Linked DNA regions of Homo sapiens: region 1 is linked to region 2. The links are chromatin loops, found by intact Hi-C in ENCODE. Cell type or tissue: dorsolateral prefrontal cortex. All regions are shown on one strand. Each heading gives the region's core, and the rest is flanking DNA. Links, peaks and the distances in the headings are about the cores only.

Evidence for each region. A loop is a pair of places that touch in the nucleus more often than their neighbours do. Peaks named below come from ENCODE experiments on the same cell type or tissue, not always from the same donor. Only the 100,000 strongest peaks of a DNase experiment are listed, where the experiment ranks them.
Region 1: it touches region 2 in a loop (2.6-fold over the local background); 2 of 110 quality-filtered maps call a loop at or near these places.

The regions. Positions count from the first base shown.
Region 1 is chr7:105,492,299-105,497,679 of GRCh38, forward strand. PUS7 (pseudouridine synthase 7) reads right to left here. Exons shown (of 16, transcript NM_019042.5): 6 at 2,844-2,955. Among named protein-coding and RNA genes, the nearest start is that of PUS7, 27 kb to the right of the region's middle. In dorsolateral prefrontal cortex, for the core only: no CTCF peak of the experiment used is centred there; no DNase peak of the experiment used is centred there; H3K27ac peaks cover 1,138 bases.
Region 2 is chr7:105,341,929-105,347,309 of GRCh38, forward strand. The region is part of intron 2 of SRPK2 (SRSF protein kinase 2); the gene reads right to left. Among named protein-coding and RNA genes, the nearest start is that of SRPK2, 44 kb to the right of the region's middle. In dorsolateral prefrontal cortex, for the core only: no CTCF peak of the experiment used is centred there; no DNase peak of the experiment used is centred there.

The DNA of each region.
Region 1 (5,381 bases), core at 178-5,177, 150 kb after region 2:
AAAAAAGGTAAATGATGGCCAAATAATTCTTCGCTTTTTTTTTTGAGACGGAGTCTCTCTCTGTCACCCAGGCTGGAGTGCAGCGGCACAATCTTGGCTCACTGCAACCTCTGCCTCCTGGGTTCAAGCAATTCTCCTGCTTCAGCCTCCCAAGTAGCTGGGATTACAGGCATGCACCACCACATCTGGCTGATTTTTTGTATTTTTTTTTTTTTTTTTTTTTTTGAGACAGAGTCTCGCTCTGTCGCCCAGGCTGGAGTGCAGTGGCGGGATCTCGGCTCACTGCAAGCTCCGCCTCCCGGGTTCACGCCATTCTCCTGCCTCAGCCTCCCAAGTAGCTGGGACTACAGGCGCCCGCCACTACGCCCGGCTAATTTTTTGTATTTTTAGTAGAGACGGGGTTTCACCGTTTTTTAGCCGGGATGGTCTCGATCTCCTGACCTCGTGATCCGCCCGCCTCGGCCTCCCAAAGTGCTGGGATTACAGGCGTGAGCCACCGCGCCCGGCCGATTTTTTGTATTTTTAATAGAGATGGGGTTTCGCCATGTTGGCCAGGCTGGTCTTGAATGCTCGACCTCAGGTGATCCACCCGCCTCGGCCTCCCAAAGTGCTAGGATTACAGGGGTGAGCCACTGCGCCCAGTCAATAATTCCTTTCTTAGCAGTGTAAACATTTGTGGCTATTAGTAAATAACTGATGTTGTTCAAAGACTTGGCTAGCCAGCAACAAAAAAGGCAACAATGCACTTCCTATCCATCATCTACAATTCATTACATTACATAAGACAGTGAAAGCAAAGAAAAATGCATTCTAGAGATATAATGTACCACTATGAAAATTTATCTTCAGTTTTTAAAAAGTTATTGTGTGAATTTTCCATGCTGCTATTGCTTTGTATTAAAAAATGAAAAAAGCCAAATGAAATGCTAAAACTGGGATCTGAATAGTTTTGATATGAAGATAATAAGTAACCTAGTTAACTAAGAAGTATTTTATAAACTTAACCGTTCCATATGAGAAGGAAAAAGCCAGGAAGGATTTCTTAAATCCTGAGCAATCCTCAACTCCCGATCTTGGAGGAACTCCCTCCCCACCCACCTATTCCTGTCAAGAATCGTCTGTTCTCTCTGGCTCAGGTACAGGCATAGTAGCACAGACTCTCTCCCAGGGAGTTAATAAATAGAGCAAAATAAATGTTACTTAATTGGGTACTGTGTATTATGGGCTGAACTGTGTCTCCCCCAAAATTAGTATGTTGAAGCTCTGACCCCCCAGGACCTCAGAATGTGACTGTATTTGGAGATAGGGCCTTCAAAGAGGTGATTCAGTTAAAATGAGGCCATTTAGGGTGGGCACTAATCCAATCTGACTGGTATCCTCCTAAGAAGAGGAAATGGGGACACACACAGATACCAGGGGTGTGCGTGCACAGGGAAAATGCCACATGAAGACACAGTGAGAAGGCAGCCATCTGCGAGCCAAGGAGAGAGGCTTCCGGAAAAAAAACAAACTTGCCGACACCTTGAGCTTGGGACTGTTAGCCTCTAGAAGCATATGAAAAGTAATTTCTGTTAAGCCACCTGATCTGTGGTATTTTGTTATGGAAGTCCTAGCAAATTAATACACTGTTTCCATATTTAAAATGAGTTAAATATATATTGGAAACCAAATTTCCACAGCATACAGACTTGCTGTGGTGTGTAGCCACTTCCATTTTTAAGAAAAGCTTTGGCACCTTGCCGATCCCCAGAGATCCAGTCTCTGCTATATTTACATTCCTGTTAGAAAATCAGACCGGTCTCAGGTTTAGTCAGTCTCCAGGAATTGAGAGCTCCCAGTCTGGCAAAACCAACCTCTGCAACCACGTCAAAGGATAAGTATAGGCTTTCAAAAGAGAAAGTTAATTTTTATTTTCAACCAGATTGTTAACTCTCAGCTGCATGCGAATCATTTACTTATGGAATTTTCATCTTGAATTATTGGCACTACGTATGTGGGGGTCAAAAAAATTAATTCATCCATTGCCTAAGAAAACTATCCTCACGGCCTGGCACAGTGGCTCACGCCTGGAAGAAACAATGCACTTCCTATCCATGATCAGTGATTTTTTTTTTTTTTTTTTTTTTTTTTGAGATGGAGTCTTGCTCTGTTGCCAGGCTGGAGTGCAGTGGCACAATCTCGGCTTACCGCAACCTCTGCTTCCCAGGTTCAAGCAATTCTCCTGCCTCAGCCTCCTGAGCAGCTAACACTACAGGCACATGCCACCATGCCCAGCTAATTTTTGTATTTTTAGTAGAGATTGGGTTTCACCATGTTGGCCAAGATGGTCTCGATCTCTTGACCTCGTGATCTGCCTTCCTCGGCCTCCCAAAGTGCTGGAATTACAGGTGTGAGCCACTGCGCCAGGCCGATCGGCAATTCTTAATCCCAGTACTTTGGGAGGCTGAAGTGTGAGGACTGCTTGAGCACAGGAGTTCGAGACCAGCCTGGGCAATATAGTGAGACTCTGTCTCTAAAACCTAATAAAATTAGCCTGGCATTGTGGCATACGCCTGTAATCCCAGCTACTCAGGAGGCTAAGGTAGGAGGAATGCCTGAGCCCAGGAAGTCAAGGCTGCAGTGAGCCTGATCATACCATCATTCACTCCAGCCTGAGTGACAGAGTGAGACTGTCTAAAAAAAAAAAAAAAAAAAGAAAGAAAGAAAGAAAGAAAACTATCATTGGGAGGAGCATTTACTATCTGTAATCTGTGCTCCTCCTGCTCCTTTTTCCATTAGCATGGAAAAAGGAATATACGTTTCTGTTGCTTTGATTTTGTATAGGCATAACAACAGTAACTCACCTTAAGTATTTGGAGAGTACATTAATAGCATCCATGGTGTCTTTGTTTTCCTTATATAGTACGAAGTGGCAGTAACTTCCCCTAGATTTTGGCCAAGAATGTTTTCTTGGATCTTGAAAGCAAAAGAATTAACATTATATATACCATAATAAAAGTTATAGATGTAAGAGCTCATTTTTCGCTATAGAACCTTTGAGTGGAAAATCAGTTCTAGTCTGATAAAGAAATACAGGTTAAGTGGTTATAGCTGTGTGGACTAGAGGTATTACATTTCCTGTAATTGGACACTTAACATTATCTATCCATATTAAAAATAAAAAGCTAAAATGTGGCTGGGCACGGTGGCTCACACCTGTAATCTCAGGACTTTGGGAGGCCAAGGCGGGCAAGATGGCTTGAGCTCAGGAGTTCAAGACTGGCCTGGGCAACATGGCAAGACCCGTCTCCACTAAAAATAGCCAGGCATGGTGGTACACGCCTGTGGTCCCAACTACTCAGATGGCTGAGGTGGGAGGATCACATGAACATGTAGGGTGGAGGTTGTAGTGAACCGAGATCATGCTACTGCACTCCAGCATGGGTGACAGAGCAAGACCCTGTCTCAAAAAATAAATAAAAGAAAAACATTTTTAATTAAAAAAAAGAACATAAAAAAATTAAGCCAGGTTAAATGTTAACTTCTGAGCAGCTAGTGTTACTTCAGTTGTTCAATCCTGTGTTAAACAATGTAAGATTTAGGCCGAGTGTAATCCCATGCACTGTAATCCCAGCACTTTGGGAGGCTGAGATGGGCGGATCACCTGAGGTCAGGAGTTTGAGACAAGCCTGGCCAACATGGTGAAACCCCGTCTCTACTAAAAATACAAAAATTAGCTGGGCATTGTGGCGAGTGCCTGTAATTCCAGCTACTTGGGAGGCTGAGGCAAGAGAATTGCTTGAACCCAGGAGGTGGAGGTTACCGAGCCAAGATCGTGCCATTGCATTCCAGCCTGGGCAACAAGAGCGAGACTCCGTCTCAAAAAAAAAAAAAAGTATGCATATCTACACACACACACATATATATATATATATATATATATATATATAGAGAGAGAGAGAGAGAGAGAGAGAGAGGGAGAGACACATACATATATATGCTTTAGATTTAAGCTGCTCAAAATGTTTTTTTTTAAGTACTTTGGGAAAAATATGTAAGCCTAAACTGCACTTTATAGACGCTGTACAATAACATTCATGAGTCCTGTGTGGCACAGAGCTGCAGTTGTTACTTAAACAACACATCTAGTTCATTTGATTACTGTAACTCCATGAAAGAAAAACTGAAAAAATGTTTCATACAACAATTCCTAGAAAGAGTCCTCTTCTTTTAAAAATAATCCTTTTTCATGAACTCATGAATCCCTTATCTTCAGAGGCTTAAGATACTGCTGGTACCGAAGCTGGTACTTGGATACCTGGCTTTGTCAAGGCAAAAGCACTGTTTGGTAAGTTAGTGATAAGTTACAATGAAAAGAACAAAAGACTCCATAAACCATTTCAGAAAACTGCCATAGCATGTATGCTTAGTGAATCACCCTTCCTTCTTGATAAATATGTGAGTTTTTTCTGTCTTGGACAGAAAAGTATTACAAGTATTTCTTTAGTCCTTGGTGTGAATTCCTCACAAGTTCTTCAGAAAACTGTTGAGCAGGAATATCATTTTCGGTTTTCCTTCCAGCTCACTATCAGTTAAGCAAAGTTGTCTATACTTAGCACTTGTGACAAAATCTTTGGCATTTCACTTTATCTACATGAAATGCCAAATGCTCTTACCTGCTGCAGTTCTGACCTCTGTCCAAATGCACAGCATAAAGAGCACAAAAGAGCAATGTTTAATTTATAATATTAAAGTGCTTTAGAGGTGAACATGCAAATGATCGCATGGTTAAGTTTACACTGAGGACTTCTACAGCACCCGGTAGTTATGCGGTGGGTTAACAGCCATTTAGACATTAACAATGGAATGTTTTAGAGGCAAACAGTGAACAAGTAGAAAACTCTTCTACAGGTGCAGCCTCCTTGTCTCAATCCCTTCACAATGGGCATGTTAGTTCACGCTCAAAGCTGCACTGTCTGTACCCATGAGATGAAGCAAAAGGTTTAAGGATAGTAAATGCTTCCCCAAAAAGAGATCTGTTTACTTAAATATGGGAGGACATGTACCAAAATGCTATTTGTGATTATCTTTTTTTTGATAGTGAGACAAGTAACTATTGCTTTGCTTTTTCTGCGTTTCATGAATTTCTTGCATTGAATTATAAAGACTTTTAAATTTGAAAAATGTTAAATATTATAGAAAACAGCTAAGTTCTTTATAGATTAAAAAAGATTTAAGAGACGACTTAAGAGGCTTATCAATGAGTGCAATGTTCTGACCTTGTTTTTATCATTCTTTGAACAAGCCATCTGCATATAAAAAAGACATTTTTGAGATACAGCAAAACCAAATATGCAATAGGTATGTGATAGGAAGAAATTATTGTTGATGTTTTTGGATGT
Region 2 (5,381 bases), core at 297-5,296:
TGCACTCCAGCCTGGCTGCCAGAGCGAGACTCTGTCTCAAATAAATAAATAAGGGCTGGGCAGGGTGACTCATGCCTGTAATCCCAGCACTTGGGGAGGCCAAGGTGGGCGGATCAGCTGAGGTCGGGAGATCGAGACCATCCTAGCTAACACAGTGAAACCCCATCTCTACTAAAAATACAAAAAATTAGCTGGGCATGGTGGCACATGCCTGTGAAACCCCGTCTCCACTAAAAATACAAAAAATGAGCCAGGCATGGTGGCACATGCCTGTAATCCCAGCTACTCGAAAGGCCAAGGCAGGAGAATCTCTTGAACCCGGGAAGCAGAGGTTGCGGTGAGCCGAGATCGCACCACTGCACTCCAGCCTGGGCGACAAGAGCAAAACTCCGTCTCAAATTAATAATAATAATAATATTAATAATAATAATTAAATAAAATAAAAATATAAATGGGAAATGTGATTTTTGTAGAATCTGAAACATTCCTAGGACTGTCCAGCTTATTAGCGTTAAAATTACTGCTATGTCAGAGAAGCCTACAACATCAAATATAGCCATATAAAAATTTCCTCAAAAAGAGTTGCCTAGGCCAGGCACAGTGGCTCACACCTGACACAAGAAAAGGATCTTTCCTAACATGCTGTTTGCCTAGCTCCCTGGTCTCACCTCCCAACACTCTCCACAAAGACATTAAACTCAACACATACCAAATTACTTCCAGAATCCACCTTGTTCTCGCTCTCCTCCATGCCCCCGTATATACGCTGCTTTTCTCTCACTGAAAAAGTTACATGCTCTCCCTAACTTTGTCATTCTCCTCCCACACAGCCCCACATACCCAAACTATGGATTTGACCTGGATAGGGAAAAACAGATAAGCTTCAAATAAACAAGAAGAGGAAAGGAGGGACAATAAAATGGAATATATAAAAGTCTAGAATGGGAAAAGGTGAAACAGAGCCAAAAAGAGGCAAAGGAATAAACTGCTGAGCTAGTACCCAAATACAAATGACATAAAAAATGTGCTAAGGGCCTGAAAAATTTATTTCTAAACCCAAACCTACTCCCAAGAGGCCCTGCAGGTAGGATGTGTTCACAAGTTAAATAAAAGTTTGCAGATAAGTGGTAAGAGATGGTAAAGAAGGTGGACAGAAGGCTTCAAGGAGGACTTGAAAGTCCTGAATGTCTGAATGGCAAACATTTGTAAAATGTGTCACTATTGGCAGGAGCAGTGGTTTGCACCTGAAAACCCAGCAATTAGGGAGGCAAAGGTGGGATGATTGCTTGAGTCCAAGAATTTAAGACCAGCCTGGGCAACCTTAATGAAACCCCATCTTTACAAAAAATACAAAAACTAGCCAGGTATGATGGCACGTGCCTGTAGTCCCAGCTATACAGGAAGCTGAGGTGGGGGGATCACTTGAGCCCAGGAGGTTGAGGCTACAGTAAGCCAAGGTTTCACCAATGTACTCCAGCCTGGGCAATAGAGCGAGACCCTGACTCAAAAAAAACAACAACAAAAGTCACCATTATTAAGATAAACAGTACTTTAGCAGTAATGGAGTCTTTGACATAGGACAAGGTGAAGGCCAGGAAATCTGCAGACATCTGTGTGTTCAGGTGTCCAATCCTCCACCAGAATATAGGCTCCATTAGCAAAGAACCCTTGTTCATACATCCTTTAATTTCCTACATACGTTTTCTAACTAACAGTGCATTTCCATTTTAGCACTTTGTGTTTCAATATTCTGTTCAATTATGATTACAAATGAATTATAAGTCCCCATTTTTCATAAATCTTTATCTCTTAGTTTACAATGTCATATCTTTTTTATTTTTTATTTTTTTGGAGATGGAGTTTTGCTCTTGTCGCCCAGGCTGGAGTGCAATGGTGCCATCTTGGCTCACTGAAACCTCTGCCTCCTGGGTTCAAGCGATTCTCCTGCCTCAGCCTCCCAAGTAGCTGGGATTACAGGCATGCGCCACCACACCCGGCTAATTTTTGTATTATTAATAGAGACGGGGGTTTCATCATGTTGGCCAGGCTGGTCTCGAACTCCTGACCTCAGGTGATCCACCCGACTCAGCCTCCCAAAGTGCTGGGATTATAGGTGCGAGCGACCACGCCTGGCCTACAATGTCATATCATTCTATTTTTTCAAAAGCATTCTCCCCAGAGGTTAGCAAATGCTTTCTGCAAAAAGGAAAATGGTGAACCTTACAAAACCATAAGGCTTTGTAAGCAATATGGTCTCTCTCAAAAACACTCCAACTCTGCCACTGTGGCACAAAGGCACACAGACAATATGTAAACAAAATGAATATGCTTGTGTTTCAAAAAAACTTTATTTATGGACATAGAATTTTTTTTTTCTTTGAAGATTATAGCTCAGTGCAGCCTTGAACTCCTGGGCTCAAGTGATCCTCCCACCTCAGCCTCCCAAGTAGCTAGGACCCCAGGTGTATGCAGCCACACCTTTTTTTTTTTTTTTTTTTTTTTTTTGGTAGAGATAGGATATCACTATATTGACCAGGGTGTTCTCAAATTCCTGGTTTCAAGTGATCCTCTTGCCTCAGTCTCCCAAAGAGTACCTGGGCTATGCACTGAAATCTGAATTTCCTGTAATGTCACAAAATCTTCTGAATTTTTTCAATCATTTAAAAAACATAAAAGCTATCTTACAAGCCATACAAACACACATGACAGGCTATATCTGGCCAGCAATCCACAGTTTGCAGACCCCTGCTCTACACTCTAACTTAAAGATTTGACTATACAACCCTTCCACTATTCCATATTTCCAAAGTACCACAATTAACTTTATTTGCAAGTCTTTCTGGCCTCTGGGAAATGAACAATTAGGCATTCTTCTGATTTAAAGCCATTCAGGTTCACCCACACTCACACTTAAAAAAAAAAAAAAGGCCAGGAGTAGTCACTAACACCTGTAATCCCAACACTTTGGAGGCCGAAGTGGGTGGATCACCAGAGGTCAGGAGTTCAAGACCAGCCTGGCCAACATGGTGAAACCCTGTCTCTACTAAAAACACAAAAATTAGCTGGGGGTGATGGCAGCAGCCTGTAATCCCAGCCACTCAGGAGGCTGAGGCAGAAGAATCACTTGAAACCAGGAGGCGGAGGTTACAGTGAGCCAAGATCGCACCATTGCACTCCAGCCTAGGCAACAAGAGGGACACTCCATCAAGGACAGGAGAGGAGGGGAGAGGGCAGGGGAAGGCAAGGGAGGAGAGGAGAGGGGAGGGGAGGGGAGGGGAAGGGAGGAAAGGAAACTTGCTTATCTAGTTTCTGATTTAAAACACTGAAGGAAGGAAAGGGGGATTTTAAGTAGCAGTGTAAATGACACAAAGAACAGTAACAACTGTTCTATTGATGTCAAATGTCAAGAGTCCATTATGATGAATCTCAATTCTCAGTCTCAACTTCTCTCCCGTAGATTGAAAAACTAAAATCTAAACAGTAGCTTTTGAGTTTGATGAGATACCCTAAAGTCATTCTCACATTTTAAAGAAATGCCAAAAACTAAACAAATGAATAATATGACCAAGCATATCGCAAGAAACGAAAAAAAATTCATTATAAGGAAAACACATTATATGTGCTATGTAACAATTGTAAGTTATTACAGGGAATAACATGAAAGACAACTGAAACAGCTTATCTTTCAAAGGATGAAAACTTCTCAAACTCGTTCATCTATATATTCATTCATATTTATTTTACACATGAACATGTCAATGTGTTTGGAATACAAGTAGGGCAAGAAATTGGTGTCCAAAACAGACATGGTCTGTGAGCTCTTGGGCCTATGTTGTTCTACATCTGCTCTTTCCATTATCATAGCCATCAGCCCCATGTAGCTATTTAAATTTAAATTAGAGTTAAATAAAATTAAAAACCGGTTCCTCAGTCACACTAGTCACACTTCACATGGCCAAGGGCCAGCTTTCAGCTATGATACTGGACATCACAGATACAGAATGTTTCCATAATCACAGAAAGTTCTGTTCGGTAGCAAAGGTTTAAAACGTTACATACTTCCCTCTCTCTGCTGACTAGACATTAAGATGAAACTTAACTTCTTTCTTTTAAAAAAGAGTGCAAAATTTTACTGCTGTCTTTTAGGGAAGTACCAGGTGACAGTCTTTCTACAGGTGTACTTTATATCAAAGCTGTAAAAACTTCTAAGGTTTTCTAATCCAGCAAAATAATCACCAAATGCCTTTACCAAGGTTTTAAAGTTTTTTAAAAAATTCCTGGAGGTAAGTATTTCATCATCAGTAACTATTCCAATTTACTAATTGGCTTCAAACCATTCTCAACTGCATTCACAACTGCAGTATTTCCTTTCCTAGAAAGTGAAGGATTCTGCACTTAACTGATTATCACATAACTCTCTATGATGCAGAAAACAGCTCCTGCTTGTCACCTCTGCATGGTGACTGGAACACAGAGGGTACTCAAACAACTGTTATATGAAGGTCAATAAACTGTAAGTCTCCAGCACTGTCAAAAGCAACACAAGGCCAGGTGCAGTGGCTCATGCCTATAATCCCAGCACTTTAGGAGGGCAAGGCGGGCGGATCACGAGGTCAGGAGTTCAAGACCAGCCTGGCCAATATGGTGAAACCCTGTCTCTACTAAAAACACAAAAATTAGCCAGGCATGGTGGTGTGCGCCTGTAGTCCCAGCTACTCGGAAGGCTGAGGCAGAAGAACTGATTGAACCCCAGCAGGCAGAGGAGGTTGCAGTGAGCCAAGATCGCACCACTGCACTCTAGCCTGGGTGACAGCGCAAGACTCCATCTCAAAAAAAACAAGCAACAACAACAAACCCACAAAAGCCACATTCCATTTCACAACTCTAGTTACTGATGGAGCTTCCAGTCTTTGCTGCTTCTCATTTGTTAAAAAAAAAAAAAAAAAACTTTATTCACTGCATGATTTAAGCAGCACCAAACTGCTTGGGTATCGGTTTTCTGGGTCCCTGAAAATCAAGGACTTACTAAACAGTAAAAATTCTACATGAAGAAATAAAATATTGCACACTGCCCGGGAACCATAAAATTAATATAAATTAATTTATCTTTTACTTGGCTATGAGATAGACTGGCTTTTTTTTTTTTTAAGATTAAGGTTTCATTCTGTCACCCAGGCTGAAGTGCAGTGGGCATGATCATGGCTCACTGAAACCTCCACCTCTGGGCTCAAGCAATCCTCCCACCTCTACTCAGCCTTCTAAGTAGCTGGGACTACAGACATGTGCCACCGCGCCCGGCTAATTATTTAATTTAGTAGAGACAGGGTCTTGCTATGTTGCCCAGGCTGGTCTTAAACTCCTGGACTCAAGCAATCCTCCGG